Regions from separate parts of the Homo sapiens genome. Here region 2 is linked to region 1. Evidence: chromatin loops called from intact Hi-C (ENCODE). Cell type or tissue: endothelial cell of umbilical vein. All regions are shown on one strand. Each heading gives the region's core, and the rest is flanking DNA. Links, peaks and the distances in the headings are about the cores only.

Region 1 (5,375 bases), core at 286-5,285:
TGAAATACCTTGCACCCTGCCCTAGTGGTAGGTATCACAATCTCTTTACCCTGTTTCCTTTGGGAAGGGTCTATTGGTTTCTACTTTTAGGAAGCTGGGTTGATGTGATTTCTCTAGAAGCATCTTTCAGACTTGAATCCACGTGACTAAGTTGTATGTTCAGTTGAATTTTTCAGTGAGAATTTAGCATCGTAGTTTTGAGAGGAGATGAAGAAAGTTGCTCTTACTGCAGGCCTGGCCCCTTTTAATCTGATTAGGTTTCACAGTTTATTTTCCAGAGAAAGAGATGAGACAGAGTTTTGTCTAATTGAGACTGGGACAGGCCCAGAGTTAAACATTGGTCTTTGGGCCCCATCACCTCTTTCCCCTTGAAAAATGTCATAAGCAGACCCAAATACACATTTTTTCCCCTCATTTTGATTTCAGCCAAAGCCATTTTGGGATTTGGATGGTACCACTATTTATTTAGTTAAACTGTGAAGGCAGATCTGTGTGCTTTTCAGTGCAGGCATTCTTTTTTCTTTTTGACCCTGGAATATCTCCGTTTTGTGTAGACAGAGACCAGTTGTCAGCTGATAGACTATCACTTGAGGGGTGATGGCAGCAGTAGATGCATGGGAAAACATCTTGATAAGGCCTTGGAGAAAAGGCTGCTCTTTCGGAAGCAGGGCCCATTTGCCAAGAAGGCAGCAAGGGAAATCGCTGGTGGCAGAGGCTTATAACAAACAGGAAGAAGAGACAGGTTTGCCAAAGGCTTCTGTGCATTTTTCCCCTTCGCAAACTTTCAGACAGATGAAAATGTTTTTAAGGTGGTTTTTGGGTTTGCACCTACAGGGAGAGTTCCAGTGCATTCCAAAGCACCATGCTGCACATTATGGAAATGCCACACACAGCTAGATTCTATCATAAAGAAATTTGTCATGCAAATTCTGAGGATGTTTGGCTGGTGTCAGGGAGGGAAGGCATATCAAAGTAACTCAGGCACACCCTTCAAATGTCTTGCAATTTCATAGCATGCATTTATCCAAATTTATGGCTAAGGCAACAAAAGGTCTCCCAGCTTCCTTATTCTTCAGCTTTCCATAATTAAATTATGATAAACAACTTTATCTAAAAGCCTCATCCAGGGACAATCTTTTTAGATAGAGGAGATAGTGGTTCCAACTGATTGTACTTATCTGCAGCAATAAAGGTTTCTATTTATTTAATTTTTAATTTTAATTTTATTTATTTTTTAATGAGTCCCTGGGAAGTAAGGCTGGATTTAGAGATTTTTCTCTTTTTGCATATTATCTTTATGATTAGTAAATACATAAACACACTGGTTTCCGAGAAGCTGCCTGGCCATGGCTTTATTTGGGTGGGGGGAGGGAGGGAAGGAATCACACATCAGCCTTCTCTTTCAATTTAAATTTTACGGTAAGAATCTATTTTGGGAGGGAAATGGAGCATGCTAAGCTAATGACAGTTTTCCCTTCTCTTATTTTTCCCACGTCACAGCAACGTGCTCGCATCAGCTCCTCGGTGTGTCGCGATGTTGGCAATGTTGCACTAATTAAGTGAAGTCTCCAAATCACTCGAAAAAACGAATAAACAGTCAACGAGGCAGGGAAGGGTTAAGGTGAAGCTAGATTAAACCTGTCAGCAAACAGACTCATTTATTTTCAAAGCTGTAGTTTCCACAATGGAAACAACCCACTTTGCCTGGAGACCCTTAGGTCCGTTCCGTGGGGACCCGGTTTCAACTCTTGGACAGAGGAAGTCGGTAGTCCACCGTGAGCTCAAGGACAGCTAGCTGATCGTCAGGTCCCAACACTTGCCAAGCGTCCCTCACTCCCACCTCGCGCCTTCGTACTTTGGTTACAAAAATCATCTCTCTGCGATTGCACCCCTTTTGAGTAGAGGGTGCCACTGCGTGGGGAGGAGGCGGCGATTCAGCAGGGGGATCACAGGAGCTGACTCCCCGACACCCAGTGCTGCAGAGGCGAGAGGGCGCAGCCGGGCTGAGAGAGCGACGGAGCTCCGAGCTGCAGAGGCCGCCGCGCGGCGGCCCCCGCCAGAGATGAGCGGTGGGGCGGGGGTTCCTCCCTCTTTTCGGGTGAATGAATGATTAGTCAAACACCACCTCCCCGCCCCGGTCCGCCCGAGATTGGAAGGGAGGAGTCTCGGAGCGACTGTTCATTTTTTAAGGACGAAAGGCGTTTGCCTCGGTACGTTTTTAAATCGACCTTGTGTGTGTTTCAACTTCGGTCATCCCTAGTGTCAGGACGCGCAGACAGCTAAGCACAGAACACATCTCTAAGGCCACTTGCCCCTCTGTCCGCTCAGCCCCCTGAGTTCGCTGTCGCGCCCCCGCCAGAGGGAAGCAAAGCAGGGCATGAAAAGTTGCGGGGGCCCTACTGCCCCGGGTGTGTCGCTCCTTCCCAAAGGTGGGGCACCCGGGAGCGAGCAGGGTGGTGGGGCGCCCCTGCGTCCCGTTTGCTGCTCCCTCGCTGGATTGGGGCACCCGGGCCTGAGCGCTAGTGCTGCGGCATCCCCGGGGCTCCCCCAAGAAAGGGAGGAGGAGCCGCGCTCGCCCGGACAGTGGAGACGCGCCTTCTCGGCTCTGGTCCGCGCCCTGGGGCCCTGGCCTCCCTGGAGGGGCTGGGGAACTGGAAGCTGGGCCGAGAGAGTTCCCGCTGCAGCTATCGCGCAGTCCCTCCTGCGCCCGGGCGCCCCCAGCGGGTTCCGGGAGGCGCCCGGTGAGCCCACGTCTGTTGCGGCGGAGCGAGCGCGCTCCGGGAGGGCCGAGAGCCGGCGGGGCTGGCAGGAGGTGAGGAGTGCGGGAGTGGAGGACGCTGCGGCAGCGACAGCGACAGCCCCCGAAACAGTAGCGGCAGCCCGGGCGGCGGCTGAGCGGCAGTGCGCAGTCGGCAGCGCCGCAGCTCCTCTCAGTCTATCTCCGGCTGCCGCAACACCCCTTCCTCCTGGCCCCCTCTCCGGCGCTGAGGGGCTGACTGCTAAGCCACTGCAAGCAACTCCCTCAGGAAAAAAAAAAAAAAAGCCGCATCGGAGGAGCCTGGCCGCAGGACCCCTCCTCCCCGGGCGCCCCCACACCTTGGTCTCTCCCCCCGCCCTCCCTCACACCCCCCCGCCCCCCAGCTCTCGGGCGCCCGCCTCCCTCCTTCGCGGACGGTCTCCCGACACGCCGGCTGAGAGCCCTTTTCGACTGTGAGCTGCGGCAGCTGAGCAGAGGCGGCGGCGCGGGACCTGCAGTCGCCAGGGATTCCCTCCAGGTGACGATGCTCTGGTTCTCCGGCGTCGGGGCTCTGGCTGAGCGTTACTGCCGCCGCTCGCCTGGGATTACGTGCTGCGTCTTGCTGCTACTCAATTGCTCGGGGGTCCCCATGTCTCTGGCTTCCTCCTTCTTGACAGGTAGGGGAGGGGGCGGGAGGGACCGGCCCTCCGGGACGCCGGTTTGGTACCTGGGAAAGGTGGCGCTGGCTTGCCCCGGGGATGGGAGGGTGGGGAGCGCGCACCTTGGCGCTTGCCCTGCGCTGGTCGATGGGGATGAAGCGAAGCCCCGGGAGGGCTGGGAAGGCTGGTGAAGAGGTTGCGGGCTGAGAGGCTGTTGCCTTCAATGTAGTAATAATAGACATTCTTCTATTTGAATTTGAGAAATTATTTTATTTATTTTTAATGCTTTCCTCAACTTTTATTTTAATCTTTCCCTCTGTAGAACTCAGGAAAAAAATTTGTGCAGTTTTCCGCACATCTTCCTTTCTCATCTTTGGGGTTGCAATACATCCACTGTGCTAGGAGTGCTTTTTAAAGCACTGGCTCTCAAGACCTTGAATTTAAAGAAACTATCATTTAAAAAGGGCACTAATAGCCGGATATAATAATTATATGTTTTCAGGCAGGTGAAGACCTCAGCTGCTATTCTGAAGGACATACTTTACTGACACCTGGTGCAGAAAAGAAAATATGGAGTCAATTTCTAAGAGAAGGGAAAAGGGGATTGCGTTTCAAAAAGTGATTTAAACCTAAGACAATGCGAGACAGATTCATAGAAAGGCCTGTTTATTGACTCAGTTCTGAGTTTTGGTCAATTTAAAATCTGCCCCAATTTGAGGGTTTTTTTAAATTTTATTTTTTATTTTTTTCTTTGCGTATGGGGCTGTGTGCTTAGTTGAAATATCTTCATAAAGGAGGAGTGTTATTAAAAATCCAGTGAAATACTTGGAATTGTGCTTAGACCATCTGAGAACAGATAATTTATCCCTATATCATAGTCTTTTCTTTTTTGAACCTGTTTAAATAAAATTATTGAAAATGGAGTTGGGGGCAGAGGTTTTGCTTTGGTGAATTTAATAATTTAAACCACATTAAGAATTCTGAAGTTTGGGTAGAGGTTTCAAAAAGGATTAGTGTAAAAATTTTAAATGTTGAAATCATGCTGCTAAGCTAACTTTAAATGAAACATTTTTCCCCCCTGAATTTCAGGTTCTGTTGCAAAATGTGAAAATGAAGGTGAAGTCCTCCAGATTCCATTTATCACAGACAACCCTTGCATAATGTGTGTCTGCTTGGTAAGTGTGGAGATCAGGTAATATGAACTCAACTGCTCTCTCTGATAAGGTGAATCCATTAAATGTGATAATATAACCAGATCTTACAAATTGTCTTTATCATTACAAAATTGCACATAACTGTACATAGTTTGTGAGTTGAATCCAGTTAATTTCTGAGTTTTATGGACTTTGGCAATTTCCATTTCATCCAGCTGGAAATTCTTATCTTTGACATCATCCTTATAGACGTAAATTTCAGATAGGCTTTGTATGACGTCTCGGTGAAATGACAGTTTGTAATGTCTGTTTCCAGTAATGATTACTACAACCAAATTCTTGGGACAACAAAACTTTCTGCGTTGGTTCTGTCATTTAAGCTCAGTGGGAAAATGATGAGATAAGATTTAAGTATGAAGGTCAGGAATAAGGTATGCGACAAAGGGAAAGAGAGGTGACAGCCACAAAAAACAAACATAAGGACAAGATGTAATTCTGGATTTCTTTCTCGGGTTTCTTTGCCTGTTATACCCTAAACCCTCAAATACTGTCTTTATTTCTGATTTGGAAGCATGAGTCGGAAAGGACAATTCCATCCTTAATAGAGAATGACACTTGGCTGTCAGCTGCTTAGTTAACACTATCAGTGGTTAGAAGACTCAAAAAATAATTTGTTTCCATTTATTTTAGTTTAGTAGTTAATGATAAGTCTAATAAGTAACCACTTGGGGGAGATTAAGTAATGTGAATAAGAATTTCTGAGATGAAATATAGACCTACAAGGTAAACATTTTTGCTTAGGAGTGTTTTACATGCCAATCACTT
Region 2 (5,375 bases), core at 252-5,251, 190 kb before region 1:
CGACTCCTGGAAATGCGGAATATTAGGCATGGAATAGTCCTGAGACCCACCTAATCCAATCCCTCCATTTAATATAAAAACACGCATTTTCAGAGGTGACTGCCCCCACACCCAGCAGCGGCACCAGCCCCCGCCAGGTGCTCTCCTAAGTGCCCTCAAGGTGGGTGCCTGAGTCCATCTCCTCCCCAGGCTCTTTCTGCTGCAGCCCTAGCACTGGGAGAGGCTGCCATGTGAGCTGCCATGGAGATCCCAGCGACACCTGTACTAGAGCTCTGGCTGCTGGGTCTAGGGGCCCTGGCTGTCTGGCCCTGCTCCTGCTGTTCCTTTTCCTCCTGCTCCTCCTCCTCCTGCTCCTTCTCCTCCTGCTCCTTCTCCTCCTGCTACTCCTCCTTCTCTTTCTCCTCCTCCTGCTCCTCATCCTCCTGCTCCTCATCCTCCTGCTCCTCTTCCTTCTGCTCCTTGTCCTCTTCTTGCTCCTCTTCCTCCTCCTGCTCCTCCTCCTCCTGCTCCTCCTCCTTCTGCTCCTCTTCCTCCTCCTGCTCCTCCTCCTCTTTCTCCTCCTCCTCCTGCTCCTTCTCCTTCTCTTTCTCCTCCTCCTGCTCCTCGTCCTCCTGCTCCTCTTCCTTCTGCTCCTCCTCCTCCAACTCTTCTTCCTCCTCCTGACCCTTGTTCTCCTGCTTCTCCTCCTTCTGCTCCTCTTCCTCCTCCTGCTCCTCCTCCTTCTCTTTCTCTTCCTCCTCCTGCTCCTCCTCCTCTTTCTCCTCCTCCTTTTGCTCCTGCTTATCCTCCTCCTCCTGCTACTCCTCCTGCCCCTCCTGTTCTTCCTCCTCCTCCTCCTTTTGCTCCTCCTGTTCATCCTCCTGCTTCTCCTGCTCCTGCTCCTCCTGCTTCTCCTCCAGCAGCTCCTCCTCCTCCTGTCCTCGCTTTTTCTTCATCTTTGTCTTCTTTTCGTCTTCCCTCTCTTTTTCTTTTGAAATCACTATGGACCACAATAAGTTGTCACAGTAGTGCAGAGGTCCCGAGTACCTATCATCCAGTTTCCCCCAATGATGACTTCTTACATCATGAAGCAAGGACATTGATTGGCTCCAGATCATCAACTGGATTACAGCTCTTACTCTTATTTCACCAGTGTTCACATCCGCTCATTTTTGTATATTTTTGTATCTAATTCCATGATGTTTTATCACATATATAGATTCGTATAATTACCACCACATCAAGTTCCAGAGCTATGCTGTCACTATGGGGGAAAGCACCTTGTATTCCTCCTTGTAGTCACATGCTCCTCCTCTTTTCTATGCACTAGCAACCACTCCCCTGCACTCCATCTCTACAGCAATGCCATTTTGAAAATGCTATATCAGTGGAATCATGCAGTGTGTAATCTTTTGAGATGGGCTTTTCTTCACTTAGCATAATTCCCTTGAGCTCCATCCAAGTTGTTGCATGTATCAACAGTTCGTTCCTTTTTTGTTGCTGGGTAGTATTCCATGGTATGGATGCACCACACTTTGTGTTACCATTCACCAGTTGAAATTTGGGTTGTTTTCAGGTTTTAGATATTTATGTATATAAAGCTGCATGAGTCATATAACTGGCTGAATACATTTAAATGAATATCAGTCATGCAGATCTTTTAGAAATGAGCTCTCTGAATCTTAGTTAATAGAACAATATACATATTTCAAGGAGAGGTCTTTCCTACCTACCTACTTCAGAGGTTTCTTAAAGGGGTGTCTGCAAAACTGACCATCTCCAGTTCACCCCTCTGATATCTTCCTATGATTTCCAGACTTATATTTAGGAAGACCAAGGCTGGTCCTTTTCTGTTAGAAGTCACCTGTCTGAAAAAATTCTAGCTACCAAAATTGGTCATCGGCTAAGTTCATTTTCACCTTGGAGCCATTGTAAATCTTCACCTTGTCCTATTGCCTTCGAACCACTCTCTGACATTATGATCCTCATTGATTTGTTCCCTTGTTTGTTGACTGCCCCATGAGAGCTTCATAAGAGGTAGACTTTGCCTTGTTCTCTGCTATTCCCTAGTTTACAATTGAAGGGCCAGACACGGGACAGGTGTATAATAATGTTTGTGAATAAATGTGTTAGTGAATTCTATCTTCAATACAGAAAAGAGATTTGTAAAAGCTCTCCCCAAAAGACTGGATTTAAGTAAATATAAATAGAGCTTGCCAAATAAATAGAGTGAAGGGAAACCATTCCAGGGCTTGGACTTAGAAAGCCTGAGTCAGAACTTCAGCTCTGCCTCTTACTGTCTTGGTATCTGTAGGAACTGATCTAATTTCTTTGCCAAAGTCATCTCATTTGCAACATCACCTTCTTCACAAGATAACTGTGATGCTCAAGTAAGTCAGTTTGTGTGAATGTACTTTGTAAGACACTAAAGTGCTGTATAAATCTAAGGGATTCTTATTGCCATGGTTATCACCTCCTCCTTCTCTCTCCTGCTTCCCTCCTTCTCCTTCATCATCATTTTCACCATCATCATGACCATCTGCACCCTTGGAAGGATAAAAAGCATCCAGGCAACTGCAAATATGAAATCTTGGCATTCTTATGACATTCCAGCCAGTAGAGGGCAACAGTTCCTACCTGCTAAGTACAATGTCTTTAAACATCAAGTTGAAATATGCATGGCAACTTATGATCATTTATATGTCTTTATTTTTAAAGGAAACACGCTCATCCACCCTAATCATTCTTCCATTCAGCAATTCCTTCCCAGTATTTTTGTTCAGTACATTGCCTTAGCACAAACCTCTTAGAAATGTCTGGCTGCTGTGAAAGAAAGTGATTTTATTTACTTATTATTTCAATGGGATTTGCATTCTTGTCCTCCCTTCCTGGTTGCCTGGGTGAGATGCAGTGCAAAATTTGGCTCAGGAGTGATGATACAAGCATGCTTCTCTTTTCTTGACACTGGCATTAGAAGATAGTGTAATTGCTTGTGTTTGATTAGGTTCTCTGAGAATTCTGTCACTCTTTGAGGTGATTCCTATATTCCCTCCTTGCTAGACTGTCGCTGTGTGTATTTCACCCTAGGACTGGTGGAGAGAGTTGTTAAGCTGACCTCTGGAGTCTATCTGGTACAGTCTGACTTCCCCACAGTGTGTATCAGCAGGCAGGTCATTGGTGTAGGGACAGACAGACTGGGAAGTTGCTGAGGCACTTTACTCCAGAAAGTAAGGGCAGCTGGGTTTTTTTCTTTTCTGTCTCTGGTTCTTGAATCAGGATGGATTTTTGATATACTGCTTAACCCTGCTGCCAGGGGACCCACCAGGGTAAAGCAGCACCCACACCTCAGGATAAGCAGAAAGAAAGAGATACACAAGGTAGCCCAGTTTTTTCCATTTAACAAAAGCCAGCTGGGGAATAATCAAATATTAACATTTGCTTACTCACTTTAAAGAGGATGGTGTTTGTTTCATCACAGGGTAGAGAGGGGTGGCTGTGCCGTCCTGGAATGCTTTTTTTTTTTGAGATGGAGACTCACTCTGTTGCCAGGCTGGAGTGCAGTGGCGTGATCTCGGCTCACTGCAACCTCCATCTCCTGGGTTCAATCAATTCTCCTGCCTCAGCCTCCCGAGTAGCTGGGATTACAGGCATGTGCCGCCACACCTGGCTAATTTTTTTGTCTTTTTAGTAGAGATGAGGTTTCACCATATTGGTCAGGCTGGTCTCGAACTCCTGACCTTGTGATCCGCCCACCTTGGCCTCCCAAAGTGCTGGGATTACAGGCATGAGCCACCGCACTCGGCCAATACTTCTTTTTTTGATGGAACTCTATTAACCTTAGCTTCACACCAGCCCCTTTTATTAAGGAGAACACCATGATATTTAAACAAGAATGTTTACACATTTGAGTATCAGTCATTCACTCACTTATCCCATGTCTATAGAAAGCCTACTATACCCTGGAGTTAGAGATTCAAAATGAGAAAAAACCAGGACCCTTCCTTGGAATAACTCCCAGTCTCTGGGGGATACCAATGTAGGTCATTAATGTTTACAGAGGAGTAGGTGGTGTAACCCAGCCAAGAGCACAGGGCCATGGCAGCTCAGTGGAAACGGTGGTTTGCTCTACCAGCCAGAGGCTTCTAAGGAAACACCATTGGAGCTGTGTCTATGCAGTATGAGGCATGTTTTGGGGTGAATTTTTATCTTGTTTTACTCCCTAAACAATCTTGGATCATATCTATAGGAATGCTGACTGGGAAGGATACAGTAAATTCTGATTATCATTCCCCATCCAAGTCTCACCCAGTTTCACCTGGTGTACGTTGTGATTAGGTTTGGCAGTAGCGAGTTCGTGACCACGTTGTGACGTGCTGGCATATACTTCCTGAGAGTTAAGGATGGGAAGCCAGATCTTTACTTTAGGGCACCTTTGGGAAAATGCCAGCTTGGCCAAGCCGAGAAATAACAAACTTTTTTTTTTTTTTTAAGTAGAGACCATACTCACTTCTCCCCAGGACAGGGCATGCCTCTTAATATTTTGCCATGATGGCTTTGGGGCCACTAAGAAAAAGTGCTGATGTAGGGAGAGGACACTGCAAGCTTCAGATCGAAGGGGCCCTGCCCCAGGGAAAAAACCTCAACTTTTCCACTGAAGCTCTATGTGACTGTAGGTCATTTATCTTGACTTCTCTGGAGCCATAATGTCCTGTATACTGATTTGGTCCTTTTGCAAAGCATCGCCTTCTCAGTGATGATTCCCAGGATATCTCTAAGAAAGTTTTAAAGGCAAAGGCCTTCTTGCACCTTGCATCCTCTGTAACTCTGAGCCTGCTCTGCGGAGTAGTGGGTATTGGGCTGCTACTCCTTGGTGGGGAAAGCAAACAGGCTGACACATCAGCAGAGTGACCAAAGCTGCATACCCTCCAAGATGTGATCCAGCCTGGAGCAGAGCCTGGCCCCAGGGACTGCACAGCCCACACTCCTAGGCTTGGAACATTTCAGACTCATGCTGACTTGGCTCTGGAGCTGGCTGTAGCCAGCTGGGACACTGAACCATTTGCTTGTTCTGTTGACAGCCCAGAAGAACTGGAGCCCTTTGCCTGTGGGTGAAGTCTAAATTTAGCCCCAAAGAAGTTGCCTTCCCATTTTGCTGGAGAAAAGCTCTTTTCACGGGAATGGGCCTCTGCTTTGATTAAGTGGGAGGACCCACATCTGGGAATACATAAACTTTATTGTCCTTGGATGACAAAACGGTTTCCTTGCCTACTGGTTTTCCGCCTTTTTAGCCTGGGGTGTGATCATCTGTGCTTATGACTGTGTTGGCCGGGGCAAGTCATTTGGCTGTGGCCAGGGCTCCCGATCCTGAGCCTAAGCTGGAGTCAACACCTGGGGAT

What was found. Hi-C counts contacts between places; a loop is a spot of excess contacts. Peaks named below come from ENCODE experiments on the same cell type or tissue, not always from the same donor. Only the 100,000 strongest peaks of a DNase experiment are listed, where the experiment ranks them.
Region 2: it touches region 1 in a loop (5-fold over the local background); 7 of 110 quality-filtered maps call a loop at or near these places.

The regions. Positions count from the first base shown.
Region 1 is chr7:33,902,333-33,907,707 of GRCh38, forward strand. BMPER (BMP binding endothelial regulator) reads left to right here and starts at 3,207. Exons shown (of 15, transcript NM_001365308.1): 1 at 3,207-3,414; 2 at 4,486-4,571. The coding sequence starts at 3,282. In endothelial cell of umbilical vein, for the core only: a CTCF peak has its summit at 2,759; DNase peaks (open chromatin) are centred at 1,799, 1,969, 2,239 and 2,799; H3K4me3 peaks cover 2,125 bases; H3K27me3 peaks cover 1,173 bases.
Region 2 is chr7:33,714,193-33,719,567 of GRCh38, forward strand. No RefSeq gene overlaps it. Among named protein-coding and RNA genes, the nearest start is that of FLJ20712, 9.1 kb to the right of the region's middle. In endothelial cell of umbilical vein, for the core only: a CTCF peak has its summit at 2,589 (motif pointing right); a DNase peak (open chromatin) is centred at 2,609.